2 separate regions of the Homo sapiens genome follow, and region 1 is linked to region 2. A link is an interaction called in ENCODE POLR2A ChIA-PET data of the cell type or tissue named here. Cell type or tissue: Panc1. All regions are shown on one strand.

Region 1 (2,500 bases), 890 kb after region 2:
ACCCCTTGAGTTCCAGGTGCCTCACATCCTGTGAAGATGTTTGCTCCTTGCTGTCTTCATGTATTCATGCCAGCTGCCACGATGGCCTGGACATCTAGACTACGTTTGCTTTAACTCTGCAGCAAATCTTTTCCAGGTCTGCAGAGTCTATATGTCATGACTCTGCTCCCCCTGGAAGTCTGGGGACACCTGGAGGCTGCTATGCCATACTGGCACTACAAGAAATGAGGTGGAGGCCAGGCACGGTGCCTCACACCTGTAATCCCAGCACTTTGGGAGGCCGAGGTGGGTGGATCACCTGAGGTCAGGAGCTGGAGACCAGCCTGGCCAACATGGTGAAACCCTGTCTCTATCAAAAATACAAAAATGAGCTGGGCGTGGTGGTGGGCACCTGTATTCTAGCTACTCAGGAGGCTGAAGCAGGAGAATCACTTGAACCTGGGAGGCAGAGGTTGCAGTGAGCCAAGATCACGCCCTTGCACTCCAGCCTGGGCAACAAGAGCAAAACTCCATCTCAAAAAAAAAAAAAGAAAAGAAAGAAATGAGGTAGAGCTGAGGTTGTTCACCCACTTGTTTGCTACTCTTAGACGCACAGAAAAATCATTCTACTGCTCCCACGTTACCCAGGGTATTGGGAACCCTTCAAGGCTGACTCAGACCCGGGATGGAGCAGCTATTTCACCCCTACTTCTTTTGTGCCATCTTGTGGCACAGGAAGAGATTCGTGTATGTGCCCCTTTCCCAGGTTCCACCTGCAAAGCAGGCACAGTTCTCCTCCTCTCTCCAATTTTCCAAACCTGTATGAGTCTCTGAAGTGGAATTCAAATATACATTTGACTGAAAAGCTCGGGTACTTCCTCCTACACATTACCTTGTTGGAATGTGTGTGTGTGTGTGTGTGTGTGTGTGTGTGTGTGTGTGTGTGTCAGGATCTTGCTCTGTCTCCCAGGCTGGAATGCAGCGGTGCAATCACAGCTCACAGCAGCCTCGACCTCCCAGGCTCAAGTGATCCTCCCACCTCAGCCTCCTGCATAGCTAGGACTACAGGCGTGCACCACCACACTCAGCTACCTTGTTGGATTTAATTGGCACCTTAGAAAGATGTAAATCTTTTGATAGCAGTTGAGGTAAGGAGACTTTCAGGTATAAAAACAGATAATCCTACATAGTGGAGCCTCAAGAGCATTGTTAACAGGGTGCAAAAACAGAAACTGTCAAGCAGAAGTTTGTCAATGTGCCCCTGCCTGCTCTGTGTGCACACATTTCACCAAAGCTCTGGGGTCCGGATAGGAAAGCCCTGCTGGGACGAAGTGCACTTGGAAAGTCAAAAAGACACAGGGGTTTATATAAAAATGAATATCTGAATAATTCCAGGCAATGAACAAACCTTGAAAACATGCTAAGTGAAGGAAACCAAACACAAAAAGCCACATATCCATTTATATGATATGTCCACAGTAGGCAAATCCATTGAGACACAAAGCACACTGGTGGTTGCCAGGGACTAGGAGGAAGTAGAAATGGGGGTGACTAATGGGTCTGGCATTTATTTTTGGGGATGATGAAACTGTTCTGGAACTAGTAGTGATAGTTGTACATCATGAATGTCCTGGAAGTTACTGAGTTACACACTTTATACTTGTAAAAATGGTGAATTACTATGTGAATTTTACCTCCTTAAAAAAAATCCAGGCCAGGCACAGAGGCTCAACACCTGTAATCTCAACACTTTAGGAGGCCAAGGCAGGTGGATTGCTTGAGCCCAGGAGTTGGAAACCAGCCTGGGCAATATGGCAAAACCTCATCTCCACAAAAAAATACAAAAATTAGCCAGGCATGGTGGTGCATGCCTGTGGTCCCAGCTACTGGGGAGGCTGAGGTGGGAGGATCACCTAAGCCTGGGGAGGTCGAGGTTGCAGTGAGCTGTGATCTCACCACTATACTCTAGCCTGGGCAACAGAGTGAGACCCTGTCTGAAAAAAAAAAAATCAAGATATATTTGGGTTTGGTCAGAGGTCTCAGGGAGGGAGGGAGTCTACATTGAAGTAGGGTTTGGGGGTACGCTAGCTTTTGTCTTTGGATATGCAGTTCAGGACAGTTTGTCTTTGGATATGCAGTTCAGGACAGTTTGTCTTTGGATATGCAGTTTTAGGACAGTTTTTGTTATCTCCTAGCTTTTGTCTTTGGATATGCAGTTCAGGACAGTTTGTTTAACTCCATCATCTCATCACTCTAAAAATTTTTGGTGTATCTAGTTCAGACGCTCCAGCCCTTGATAAGTCTTAACTGGAACAGAAGAAAATTCTGAGATTTAGAATTTTGCTTATTTCCAAACAACTGTGAATGTCTAGAGTTGGAGGCAAAGACTTCTAGTCCCAATAGAAGGCACCAATCTACTGTCTGGAAAAATCCTTTAGCCCTGTGTCCCTCTCCTTCTAGCCCCACTGTGAAAGAACATATCATTCTCTAGTCATAATAGTGACCATCGTGGGTTAAAAAC
Region 2 (2,500 bases):
ACCTCTCGATTTCTTTCCCTGCCTCACACTTCTATTTTGTTTTCCTGGTGACTATTTTGACTCCCCCATGATTCTGATTCCTCCTTCCCTACCCACTTCCAGCCATCCTCCCTCGAGATATGCTAAGTATACACTCCACCAAGTTCAACAGCGGAGACCCTCCTACACTGTGTGGGTCTCCCATTCAGTTTCCTGTAGACCTTTGAATGGGAAATGGCACTCATAGTTTTTCCATTCTTGGTGGTTCTGCAAATGTTTATTATTAAATGTAGTTTGCAATGAATAGTCTGTAGGCCAGGGCAATGACATTTGCCATAACAGGATCAATTTTGTTATCATGGTTTGGCATTGTAAATGGGTTTCTTATTCAGCAGTGAAAGTAAACAAAGGCCAGGTGCAGTGGCTCACACCTGTAATCCCAGCATTTTGGGAGGCTGAAGCAGGAGAATCACTTCAGCTCAAGAGTTCAAGACCAGCCCAGGGATTGTGGCGAGACCTCTTCTCTAATAAAAATTTTTTACAAAATTAGCTGGGCATGGTGGTACATGCCTGTAGTCCCAGCTACTCAGGAGGCTGAGGGAGGAGGACCACTTGAGCCTGGGAGATGGAGATTGTAGTGAGCTGTGATTGCACCACTGCACTCCAGCCTAGGCAACAGAGTGAGACCCTGTCTCAAAAACAACAACAACAACAACAAAACACAAAACAGTAAACAAAGTCACCCTTGACAGAAATGTCTTAAAAAAAGATTCCCACCCACCCCTACAACATGACTGAATTTCAATAAGTGATTTAAAATCTAGCTTTCATTTAAGAAAACTCCTTTCCTAGAATCATAATTAATTAAAAAGATCTTTTAAATTTTGTTGTAGCAGTGGTCTGGGGCATTTCTGATGTACAGCTCTAGTTTGCTGTTTTTTAGTTTGTTTCTGATTATTCAAAAGCTGTTTTTTAGGCAAATGGCATCCACATATCAAAATGATAATCCTTTCCTTGCATACTATTTCTTGCATTTCCTCATCTGGAGCTTTCTTCCACCAATATTCAAGGGAGGCCTAGAGGGACAGGGTGCTTTGAAGGGGGCACTAAATAAGATGTTGGAATTTATGCCTGTTTTGTCTTTTTGTTGAAAGATGACCCTGTTGGATAGATTTATCTATGTATAAGGGCATGGAGAAAAAAATCTCAGCCCTGGCTTTCTCAGCCTGCTCAGATATGGACCTTGAACTGCAGCACAACCCAAGAGTGAAGTTAATCTCCACCAAGGCAGACAGCCAGCCTAGAGGCTCAGGTCCACCAGCCAGGGCTGGGCAGTGATCCAGGTATAAAGTTGTAGCTTCTAACTAGAGTGAACCCTAGGCACGTGTCATCTACCAAAACTCAGCTACCACATAGCTTCTATTTATTGAGTACCAACCATGGTTTGGAACTGTGCTAAATGTATCTCACACATTATCTTTTTAATTTAATACTTGCTACCTCCATGAGGTAAGGAGCCTCATAGATGAGGAAACCCAGGCTCAGAGTTATTAAAGTCACACAAAATCACACAGCTAGTGAGAAGCAGAGCTAGGATTTTACTCTGGATGTCAGATTTAATGCCTCTCGAACCCGTCCATTGGCCTGTTCCTGCAATTTCAGTTTTACCTAGGCATTTTGATTAGCATTCTAGTTCTCTATTTGGCTAGGAGCCGTGGCATCCTGCCTGGATTTTAATAAGCCCTATCTAGGTGGATGCAGAGCTCCCAGTCTTGAGGTTGACTGTGCATCTCTTACTCTGAACTATCAGGTAGGGACAGTCTTAGTTTGCTGTGTCATCACAAAGTAGCACAGACTGGGTGGTGTAAACAACAAAAACGTATTTACTCACAAATCTGGAGGTTGAAAGTTTAGGATCAAGTGTCAGCAGCTTTGATTTCTTCTGAGGCTTCTCTTCTTGGCTTGCAGATGGCTACCTTCTCACTGTACCCCCACATTACATTTTCTCTCTAGTTGCACATCCCTGGTGTCTCTCCTTCTGTTCTCAGCTCCTCTTCTTATAAGGACACCAGTCCAGATTGGATTAGGGCCCACCTTAATAGTTTCATTTTCATTTAATTACCTCTTAAAGGCTCTGTCTCCAGTTATAGTCATATACTGAGGTTCTGGGGGTTAGGGCTTCAACATGTGCATTTTTGGGGGAGTGGAGAGACAATTTAGCCCATAACAGAGATTGAAGGGCCTGCTGCCAATAAATTGATTACTTGGGTCTCTGGTAATATATCTGACTGCTTTTGACCATCACTCTTGGCCCTGCTAGATTGCACTATTGTCTTGAACTACCTATAGGAGGGGACCCCTTTGAATGTGAAGACAGCTGGAAATTTAAGTCTTGTTTTTATGCCCCATTGCCGCATATTCTGACTTCTACCCTGCTATATAGTCTGAATGTCTGAATCCCCTCAACTTTCATATGTGGGAAGCTAATACCCAATGTGATGGTATAAAGAGGTGGGGCCTT

What was found. Peaks named below come from ENCODE experiments on the same cell type or tissue, not always from the same donor. Only the 100,000 strongest peaks of a DNase experiment are listed, where the experiment ranks them.
Region 1: POLR2A ChIA-PET joins it to region 2 with 7 read pairs; 2 of 35 experiments call an interaction of 5 or more read pairs at or near these places.

What each region holds. Positions count from the first base shown.
Region 1 is chr5:168,650,873-168,653,372 of GRCh38, reverse strand. No RefSeq gene overlaps it. Among named protein-coding and RNA genes, the nearest start is that of SLIT3-AS2, 55 kb to the left of the region's middle. In Panc1, no CTCF peak of the experiment used is centred here; a DNase peak (open chromatin) is centred at 1,555.
Region 2 is chr5:169,537,913-169,540,412 of GRCh38, reverse strand. All of the region lies in intron 2 of LOC105377714 (a long non-coding RNA gene), which reads left to right. The region is part of intron 3 of LOC105377715 (a long non-coding RNA gene); the gene reads right to left. Among named protein-coding and RNA genes, the nearest start is that of SPDL1, 45 kb to the left of the region's middle. In Panc1, no CTCF peak of the experiment used is centred here; no DNase peak of the experiment used is centred here.